4 separate regions of the Mus musculus genome follow, and all the other regions are linked to region 4. Evidence: chromatin loops called from intact Hi-C (ENCODE). Cell type or tissue: heart. All regions are shown on one strand. Region 1 has its middle 24 kb from the start of Gm40650. Region 2 holds the start of Asf1a (anti-silencing function 1A histone chaperone). Region 3 has its middle 21 kb from the start of Gm36229. Region 4 holds the start of Cep85l (centrosomal protein 85-like).

Region 1 (2,500 bases), 85 kb before region 4:
CCTGTGGATCAAAGGTATCCCTTTCATGGAAACTGATCACACAAATGATTCTATGATTTCTTTCCCACACACTCAGTACTCACCACATGATCAGTAAAAAGTGTCCTTTCACTTAAATTGCTTACATTCCTATCTTTAAAAGGCATACACATTCGTAACAAAGGGGTTTCTAACCATGCTAGCTCAGATCATTCAAAAGTCACTGGAAGCGAACTCTATGGATTTTTTTCTTTGAAGAGAAAGATGAAGGGAGGAGGAAAAAAAGGAAGAAAGGGAGGAAGGAAGGAGAAAAGGAAGCTTACCAATCTTGTTTTCTTCAAAAGAAATACAAGGAAAGAAAAGGAAGAAAGGAAGAAAGAAAGAAAGAAAGAAAGAAAGAAAGAAAGAAAGAAAGAGAGAAAGAGAGAAAGAAAGAGAAAGGAAGAAAGGAAGAGGGAGGGAGGGAGAGGAGAGGAGAGAGGAGAAGAGAGGAGAGGAAGGGAGGGAGGGGAGGGGAGGGGAGAGAGAGAGAGAGAGAGCGAGCGAGCAAAAAGCAACCTCACTTGGAAGGCAAGATAACAAACTAGAGTTGGTACTGCTTAACTGGACTGGAAATACAAATGCATATTTAAGGCTTGACTTGAAGTTAGCCAGCCCTACTTCTGTCTGCCTGCAGCTGATGTTAGGTCAAGAGGCTGCCATATCCAATTGCAGAAGGACAGTAGTCCTGCTTCTGGTCAGTTTCCTGAGTGAGAATCCATGTTGTTTCACCCCCTCCTCCAACATGTGTTTGTTCACTCAAGGGATGAAACAGATTTCCTTCCAGATTGCTTTCCATCTGGCTGATGTATAATCACAAACAAGCTGCATTACAAGCATTTTTTTCAAAGCAGCAACTCTCATTTTCTATTCTACTTTATGTAGGTGAGCCTTTGAATGAAATTACTTTGAGACAATTTCTGAATGAGATTGTCATTGGTGTGCATTGCCTGCTGCAGTATCTTCTGTAGTATCTTCAGCTATATTTGCACATGTCTGTGGATATGTCATTATGTCATTGGTCTGTATATATGTAACATGCATGCATCTCTAGCTTTTCTCCTTGCTTGGCTCTTCTGAGACCTATGGTTATCTCCATACTTCTTTGTTTTTTCGAAACAGGGTTTCACTGTGTAGCTCTAGCTGTCCTGAAACTCTGTGACTAGACCAGGCTGGCCTCGAACTCAGAGATCTGCCTGCTTCTACCTCGTGAGTGCTGGGGTTGCAGGCCTGTCCCATCATGTCCAGTCCAGACGTCCTTTTATGCTAACCTGATTTTAGAGCTTGAACCATAACAATTGACGTGTGGGAAGAGGCTGACGTCATGGGAAGCTGGGATTTGTTTTGAGGACAATCAGGAAGGAAACAGTGTCCTGGAAAACCTGATGAGTACGGGTCAATGAACTTGCATGGAGCACAAACCAGGGTGTTGGTCTTGCAGAAGCCCAGAAGGAAAGTACCCTTCCCAATTTCCCTGCCCTCAAAGTGGTGAGCTGACAGGAGAGGGGCATGTGCAGAGAAAACTTGGGGACTGAACCAGCCACCCAAATGTCTCTCTCTTTTTTTTTTTTTTTTTTTTTTTGCGGCTGGCTGTTGGTGATAATATGTTTCCCATAAATTCTTTAAAGCCAGTTCCATTTTTATTAAAGTACTGGTGAAACAAAGGAAGAGACAGAGGAGCTGGTGAAGGAGTGTTGGTCTGCCGAGCTCTTTACTTAACTCTCATTGTTTTCCAGGCTAGGGCTGTCCTGTGTCTGTCTAGTAGCAGCCCAAGTGAGGAAACCTGCACAAACGTCTGCCCATCAGTACTGACAGGATGCTATCTGGTCTCTGCACCCCCAACTGCTCATTAGGCATCTCAGGAGTAGCTATCTGCTCCCAGAATCTCAGACATGTCTGCTGCCTGGGAACTTTTGCACACCAAGCCTCATGAATAAAGTCAAATTGGAGGTTGGGGTGAGGGAGGGGCTCTGTAAGTAGCCATCTAAAGCTGGAGAGGCCACTGCGGGTTCTGGGTTCTCCTTAGTCACTAAGACACTAAGGAGGGAGGAGCAGGTGGAAAGGGCAAAGGAGTTGAAGGAGGAAGGGGGAAAAAAGGCTTTTCCCATTCCCTTACAGAACAGCCCGAGGGAAATATATGACCGCCCTCAGCCTTATTTTGACCTCAGATGCTATTTTCGTAGTAACTATGATTAGAAAATACTTATTTTTAAAAGGTTGCTTCGTAATAGCAGGAAGCTGTTCTTCAGTTTTGACCCCAAGGTTCATGGTCCTTTTTTTCCTGCTTCAGAACCTGGCTCCACCATATTCTAATGATGTGCGTATCCGTACAGGCGAGGATGCACACGAGGCTCTCAGAGAGAGAGCGAGCAGCACGCATGGATCTGAGTCTGTGCTGTGTCTCTGCAGTGCACAAGAGCCCCTTTGAAACACAGCTTCTCACAGAGAGTCTGTGCCCACGCTACCTCCCTTACCTCCCATT
Region 2 (2,500 bases), 220 kb before region 4:
CATTTTCTCCATCTGCTTGGACGTGGAGTTATTTTAATTGCTTCTTCTTCACACGTTCTGGAGAAAGTCTTTCAGACTTTCTAAACGCCAGAGAAGTGCCTGGAATTGGTTAAGCACCCTGCTTCTGCTCTAGGGTGCCATGGAACTTCCCAGCCCCTCACCATTTCTCTCCGAGAGGTCTCTGTCCCCGGGGAGAGGCGGCGCACAGCATCCCGGGCGCCCGCGGAGAGCACGGCCGCCCCCCGGGAGCCAGGCGCCGAGGGGCCGAGCCCAGCGCCCGCCTTCCGCGCTGGTTGGTGGAGGGAGCCGGAGAGCGGCGCGAGGACAGCCTCGGCGGGGCTCGGGCGGGAAGGCGCGGGCCCGCTCGCCCCCGGCGGTCCGGAGCAGGCGTCGTGCCGCCGGGTAAGATGGCTCCGCTTCCCACCGGCCCAGCTTGCTCCCCACCGGGCCGTGGGGCCCTGGGGCCGCCGAGGCCGCACGACCCCCCGCCAGCGCCGCGCGAGCCGGGGGCCGCCGAGCGCCGCCCGCCGCAGACAAAGCTGACAACATGGCTCCCTCCGCCCGGCAAGTTGCTCGCAAGTTGCGGCGCGGCCGGCGTCCCTCAACTTCAAGTTTCCCTCGCATGGCCGCCCTCCCGCCGGCCGCCGGCCGCGGCCCACCCCGCGCGAGGCCGGGCCGGGAAACTTTAACGTCCGCCGCCGCAACTGACAGCCCGGCGCCACTCGCTCACCTTCAGACAGGTCCTCGATGCACTCGAAGGTGATCTCGAACTGGAACGGGTTGTAGAAAGGCGACGGGTTATCCAGCACCACTACATTGTTCACCTGAACCTTTGCCATATTTTGAAGAAAACACAAACAATGGGGCCGGGGCTGGCGGCACCACCGAGTCCCGCGCGCGGCCGCTCCGAGAGCGCAGACCCCCGCCCCGGCGCGGCGCGGCCCGACGTCGTGCAGCTGCGACTTGAGAAACTTTTTTTTCCTTTTTATTTACACGGCGGCACTCCACGGTGTTTTGCAGCTTTCCTATTTCACTAAACTACAGCCCATTCTGCCCTGATAACTAGCAGCGTTGCCCGCGATTGGCTGCCCCCGAGCTCTGACCCTCCTCCTCCAGCGAGGGCCGCGGCGGCGAGCAAGATGGGCTCCCGCTCGCAGAACGGACGGGAAACTTTCACTGCGGCTCCACCTGCTGGTGCGGACCAGGACAAAGGCGCAGAACAAAGTGAGTGGAATAGGGGCTGGGAGGCCCGCGCGGAGGCCGCCGGCGGCGGGGGAGGGGCGACGCAGGCCCCGCCCCCGCCCGGCGGGGCCGCGCCACACGTCGGGCGTGGCCGCGGCGGGACGGAGGGGGCGGGACCCGTGGGGTGGGCGGGGCCGGCGGTGGAAGCAGGAGGGCGCGAGGCGGCCCCGTGTGTGTGCGCAGCATGGGCCTTGGGGTTTTTCGGGTTTTCTTCCAGCCTTTAACGCTTCCCCCACCAGTGCCGGCGGCTTTGCTGGCTCTGCTGGATTTAGCAGATAAGGTGTGCTTTGCAGCCCTTGTCAGGCCCAACTAGCTGTCTGTGCTTCTCGCAATCGTAATGGTAGAGAATAGGGAGAAGGGCTGGTTGCAGTGGGAATAAATTGCATTTTTATAGCCCATGTCAGCTCGAAAGGAGCAAGCCATTTTGGAATTCAAGTTCTTGGCCACGACAGTGCGGTGAAATAGATACAAAATGAGGGCGGGGTGATTTTACACACACACACGCAGGCTAGAAAAAAAATATGCGATCTTCAGCTGCATGTTGGATTTCTTCCCATTTAATAACTGAAAAGATGTAAAACAAAACAAAAAAAAAGAAATAAAAGGGGGAAAACGTGATCAGTTACAGCGAGGCTTCTGTTGTTGGGGGGGCACAGAGAAAGAAGTCAAAAGTCGAGAAAATGGAAGTGTCTGAAGGCCAAAGGACAACAAATGTATTTTTGGTGGAATATGAGAAAGGAGAAAGCACAGATAACATGCCATTTGCTCTTCAAGGCATTTATAACAAACATTCATAAGTGAAAAAGTGCAGCACACCAATTCTGAGGAGACCTTCCATGCCTGTGACGCCTGTGAGACCATTTCAAGGCTGACTGGAGGAAAAGTTGCTTGTTTATGGTACTTAGCCACTGTGGGTAGACTAGGAAACAGGAAACGGAAACCTAACACCTTTGTGAATGTGAACTGATTCTTTTTACTGTGGAGGTGTTACTCATAAACCATTGGGTTCTTTTCTTTTTCCTTATAAATGAAACTACTAAACTATTCAATAAAATCCGGAGTGAAAATTATGTCTTAGTATTAATCTGCAAGTGAAGTTTCTGCTAGTGTGCAGAATTTAATTAATCTTCCTTGGACAGGTTGAGACTCAACTGGATTGCTGTGGATGATCTGTCCTTGTCCGAAGACCTTTAGTTATCATGAAGCAGGGCCTTCCATGTTTAAGGAGATTAAAGTGGGGAGAGAGCCACTTTTATTG
Region 3 (2,500 bases), 52 kb before region 4:
GTGCCTCAATAGCCTGCACTCAGGCCAGAAACTGCCACGGTGTCCACACTCAAGGCTCGGGATTGGTCAGGGCAACAACAGACAAGAGAATAGGGACAGTAAGGTGAGTGGGTGAAAAAAATGTGTCATAGACACTTGGCTATGTAGAAAGGGGGTGAGAGATGGGGAGGTTGGTAGAAAAGAACACAAGGACTCCCAGGTCTCCTCCGAGAGTGTGAGGGGTACTCAAAGAGGAAGGGTCGGAGAGAAATACCTTCACCTACAGCCTTCATAGGTGAGATAACTCTACATGGCATTGAGAGGCTGAGCTATAGGTGCCTGAACAGATGGAAGAGTAAACACTTTGGGAAATAAAGAAATGAGGTGCTTCCACAGCCCTGGTTATATTACAGCTTGAGTTCTGGATAGGGAGTGAGTCTTTCCTGGGCTCGGTGCCACAGTTTTCAGTTACAGGCAGCACTGGAAACCTGTAGGCCAGCGGTTCATATCCTTCCTAATGCTGCAACCTTTTAATCCCTCATGCAGTGCTCACCCCAACCATAATGTTATCTCACTGCTACTTCATACCTGTAGCTTTGCTACTGTTTTGAACCGTGATACACGGGATATCTGATATAATACACGGGATATCTGATATAGAGACCCTGTGAAAGGGTCTTTTGACCTCAAGGGAGTCTTGATGCACATGCTGAGAACCACTACTGTAGGCCATCCAGATCAAACAGGATGGAAGAAAAGGGAATCCAGTGCCTGGGTTTATAAGGAAGTGATAAGACATGATGATGCTGACTGACAGCTCAAGAGGAAAAGAACAGCATTGAAGGAGAAGGGAATACAGGAAGGTTAGTGAAAATCTTGACGTAATTCTCCTTTGTTTAACGTAATACATAAAAAAATAAAAAAATGACAGGAAATTCAAATGCATGTTTTATTAGTGGAACTCACCCTAAGATGAAAAACTGTGGCACTTCCTGAACTGCTCAGAAGAGCTAAGGCGCTGGACTTAGAAAGGAAAACCATGGTGGCTGGACAAATTACAATCCTGGCCAGACATCCTCATACCTTGCAGTGTTCACAGGTGTTCCACTTTCAAAATACCTCGCTTCTGGCAAGCCAAGGTTTTCTCCTGAAATGGGCATCTGCAGTTCAGGACACTTTCATTTTTGGTTGTTTTGCTACTGATAAACCTGGGCTTCAATGAAGAAAACAAAACAAAACAAAACAAAACAAAACAACCAAAGGACCTGTTTTCAATTCTCAGTATCCTTTCTAAAAGCCAGGTGTGGTACCCTGCAATGTAATCCTGGTACTGGCAAGGTGGAGAGAGGAGCCTGGCTGACTAGCTTAAGCTAATTGGAGAACCTGAGGTTGCAGTGATAATGAGAAAACCTTGTTTTAAAAAACAAGGTGGAAGTGACCTACAATGTATACACACACACACACACACACGGAGGAGAAAGTGTAGACACACACACAGGAAAAAGTGCAGACATACACATATACAAAGAGGAGAAAGTGCAGACACACACACACAGGGGAGAAAGTGCACACACATACACACGCATATTAGAAAATGCAAACATACACACACACAAAAGTGGTGCAAGCATTCATACACACAAACCTATAAATTGATAATAAAATGAAAATGCCCTCTTGAGCACCTGTGTATTATTATTACATGAAAAACCTGAGAGCTCTCACAGAGGCCAAGACTCAGTCCTGGGTCATGTGTGCACAGGAGAGGCTCCGACACTACGGAAGAACAGCTCTCAACACTCCCCAATTAGTGCGGTGCTAACTGTGAGCAAAACAACTGACTGCAAGGGTGAGGGGGGCAGGCTTCACAAAGAAGGCCTCCCAGGCATTGCAGAAATGCTCAGTGACAGAGAAAGAATTCACACTAATGGGGGAAATTATTTATGGTATTGCAAGGGTGAAAAGGAGATTTCTTCAAACATGCTGGCATGTGTTACTCGGCTCTAGTGTTTAGACATATGGAGTTACCATGCCTGTTAAATTATTAAATGTGCCAGAAGACTTTGGAATCCCTTGAGAACATGTTGTGAGGAGGGCTGTCACATCCCCATTATGCCTTCAACACACAAATGTCACATCAGCTTGAAGTCTGCAGAAGGACAGAGCTTTAGAAAACCACCTAGTCAGTTCTTGTATTGGTTTTGCCCTTTATTTTGTGCAAACCACCCTCAGCTTCCTCACGACTCCAGGAGATTAAGGCCAGTGCAGGTTAGCTGACTTGGTCTCCAGTGAAAGCCACTCAACTAGAGAGGGCTGGATTTGATCCAGGGTTTATTTAAAAGGCCTTCATGAGGCCTTCGTAGTAATGTGTTGCATGTGCTTTGTAGTTAAACTTTGGACAGTTTTTCTTTTATTGTTCCCTTGGTAGGAATTATGTTTCTTTTTCCCATCCATAATTTGGGTAAGCTCAGAGGGACGCTTTGTGCTGTTTTTTTGTAGTGTTATCTCAAGGCCTGGAGAA
Region 4 (2,500 bases):
TAGCAGTTTCCACATTAGGAAAAACATCACTGGACTCAAAGCCTAAGGAACTTATCGTCTGGGTTACTTCTGATTGGCATGCTGAGACTGCCTCCTTGTACAGTGGTTGACAGTGTTTAGTTTGTATCTAAATATTCAAATGATTATATTGCCAACAAGAGTAATTGCAAGAGGATGCTGTATTCCTTTGTCTTTTCTCAGGATGTCTGTTCCTAGGAAGGGTGGGAAATAAAGTGGAGCAGATGTGGGAGGCAGGGATGTCCTCTTTTCTATTCCCACCGTGATCCATAACCGGTGCTTGTGGAACGCATGACAACAATTTTAATTCTGATCTCCATTCTGAGTCAGATGGCTAGCCCCACAGCCCCTTGAAGCGGTTGCAGGGACAACTCGCACCTTTTATAACAACTGTGCCCCTAGAAAGCACGTATAGGAAGACAGGGTTTGGGATTAAATTATGGACCCTCTCTCAGCTTGAAGGTAACAGGATGGAGAAGTAGGGAGCGGCTTCAGGATGATCACCCGCATGCTGTTAGCAATAGGTTTTTGGTTCGCCAAGAGTCCCAGGCCCCGCCTTGAGGCCCCGCCCTCTGGGCCCCGCCCCCAGCCCCATCCAGGCCCCGCCTGTCCTGGCCCGGCCCGCTGCCTAAGGTTCTGCCGGGCGGAGGGGGCTGAGAGAAGCCGCAGCTGCAGATTCGCTTTGAGCCCCGGAGCCTGCGATCGCGCCGCCGTCACCGGGGAGCTACTAGCTTCCCCGGCCCGGGCCTCAGCGCAGCCGGCTGGGCCATGGCAGCCGCCGCGCTCCGGGGCCGTCGCTGAACAGCCGTTAAGCCCCCCGCCCGGGTCCGGTCCGCGCTGCCGAGGCCCAGGCTCCGCTCAAGTTTCCGCCCAGAAGCCGAGGCGACCGCGGGCCCCGAGCTCCAGGCTCGCCCGCTCGCCCGCTATGTGGGGCCGTTTCCTGGCCCCGGAGGCTGGCGGCCGGGACAGCCCCAGCGGGGCCCGCAGCTTCCCTGCGGGTAAGGAGGACTGCGGGCGGGTGGGGTGACGGCCGCCAGGGCTTCTCCGGAGTCCGCGCCCTAAGGCCTGCGACCCCCGCGGGGTGACAACTCGGCTCTTCTGGGCCGCTCGGCCGGGCTTTGTTGTCCCTCGTGTGGTGTGCGTGGCTGCCCCACGCGGGACGCGGGCGGGAAGGTCGCTGCAGTGTCGCCCGCAGCCACTGCTCCAGAGAAGCTGCTGAGGACTTGGTCGCCGATTGAGACCCCCGAGGGGGCGGCAGCTCTTAGAAAGCAGGTCGCATGGCTGCCAGGGCTCTCCTGGGTCCCATCAGAGCCCAGCCGCCTTCGAAACGGGGCTCAGGGAAACTGGGGGGTTGCAGCTTTGCGGTGGTGGTTGTAGGGACTGTTAGAATCAGACAACCATTTCATGCCTGCATCACCCAGAAGTTGTGTAGGAGCCACTGAATTATAAATCTTCCCCTAACGTGGAATAGAACAAGAAGAGTTGGCTTGACCATGACAAGTTATCTAATGATGACAGTCTAAAGGGCTCTTTAATCTGAACTGAATCATGAACCCCTTTGAAAAGCTGAAAGATACATAAATTTTTTTCCTTCTCCCCCCCACCCCCCAAGAGAAAAGGGCTACTTATTTGTACGCAGAATTTCTCCTAAAAATTTAGGTATTTTGGGGACCCATGGGTGGTAACCCTGTTCTACAAAGTGTTAGAACTTGACTTGTGTAACTTAGAGGCAGTTGTGTACCTTTTGCAAAACTGTTCGAAAAGAAGCATTTTGTAGGAGTCCTTTTGTGGTATTCTCTGCCTTTTTGAAGATACCATGCAGGCACATTGCTACTGAAATTTTGAACAATGAAATTCTGTGACAGTTTAAATTCTAAACTATCAGTAGTTCTCAACCTCCCTAATGCTGCGAACTTTAAAAGTTCCTCATGTTGTGATGTCCCCAAACCATAAAATTATTTTCATTGCCACTTCATAACTGTAATGTTTGCTATTGTTATGAATTGTAATGGACGTAGTTGAAATGTGACTCTCATGAGGTCATTTGACGTCAAGGGGTCGCGCGACCCAGAGGTTGAAAACCATTGGTTTAGAACTGTAATGTCTGTATGTCTGTCTCTATGTGTGTGTGTATATAATGTATATAATGTATATATATATGTATGTATATATGTCTCTTACACCTTATTCTTTTATACCCTCCCATAATAGTTTTAGAATAGAGATTAGAATAGCTGTGAATTTAGTAACAATATATGCAGGGAATTACTTTCTAAAATATTTACTGGTTGCCTTCAAGAGTAGACAGACATTTAGAGGTTTCTGATGCTTACCCAGTTGTTGTGGGGCCTGGCCTGGAAGTGGCTTTAGTGATGGAGAAGGTACTCATCCCTGGGGGCCAAAGAGAGTGATTTCCAGCTATCCATATATGTCAAAACCCATCTGTGATGTCTTTGTAACCTAACCTCTAAAATCTTACTCT

What was found. Hi-C counts contacts between places; a loop is a spot of excess contacts. Peaks named below come from ENCODE experiments on the same cell type or tissue, not always from the same donor. Only the 100,000 strongest peaks of a DNase experiment are listed, where the experiment ranks them.
Region 1: a loop joins it to region 4, with 3 times the contacts of the local background. A loop is called at or near these places in 7 of 42 quality-filtered maps.
Region 2: a loop joins it to region 4, with 2.4 times the contacts of the local background. A loop is called at or near these places in 2 of 42 quality-filtered maps.
Region 3: a loop joins it to region 4, with 2.8 times the contacts of the local background. A loop is called at or near these places in 8 of 42 quality-filtered maps.

The regions. Positions count from the first base shown.
Region 1 is chr10:53,463,060-53,465,559 of GRCm38, reverse strand. No RefSeq gene overlaps it. Among named protein-coding and RNA genes, the nearest start is that of Gm40650, 24 kb to the left of the region's middle. In heart, no CTCF peak of the experiment used is centred here; DNase peaks (open chromatin) are centred at 1,339 and 1,889; H3K4me3 peaks cover 168 bases; H3K27ac peaks cover 79 bases.
Region 2 is chr10:53,595,529-53,598,028 of GRCm38, reverse strand. All of the region lies in intron 7 of Mcm9 (minichromosome maintenance 9 homologous recombination repair factor), which reads left to right. It overlaps Asf1a (anti-silencing function 1A histone chaperone), which reads right to left and starts at 1,068. Exons shown (of 4, transcript NM_025541.3): 1 at 731-1,068. The coding sequence starts at 839. In heart, a CTCF peak has its summit at 1,174 (motif pointing left); DNase peaks (open chromatin) are centred at 358 and 1,168; H3K4me3 peaks cover 2,142 bases; H3K27ac peaks cover 2,220 bases.
Region 3 is chr10:53,429,538-53,432,037 of GRCm38, reverse strand. No RefSeq gene overlaps it. Among named protein-coding and RNA genes, the nearest start is that of Gm36229, 21 kb to the right of the region's middle. In heart, no CTCF peak of the experiment used is centred here; no DNase peak of the experiment used is centred here.
Region 4 is chr10:53,378,025-53,380,524 of GRCm38, reverse strand. Cep85l (centrosomal protein 85-like) reads left to right here and starts at 642. Exons shown (of 13, transcript NM_001204983.2): 1 at 642-1,016. The coding sequence starts at 944. In heart, a CTCF peak has its summit at 1,159; a DNase peak (open chromatin) is centred at 634; H3K4me3 peaks cover 2,442 bases; H3K27ac peaks cover 1,390 bases.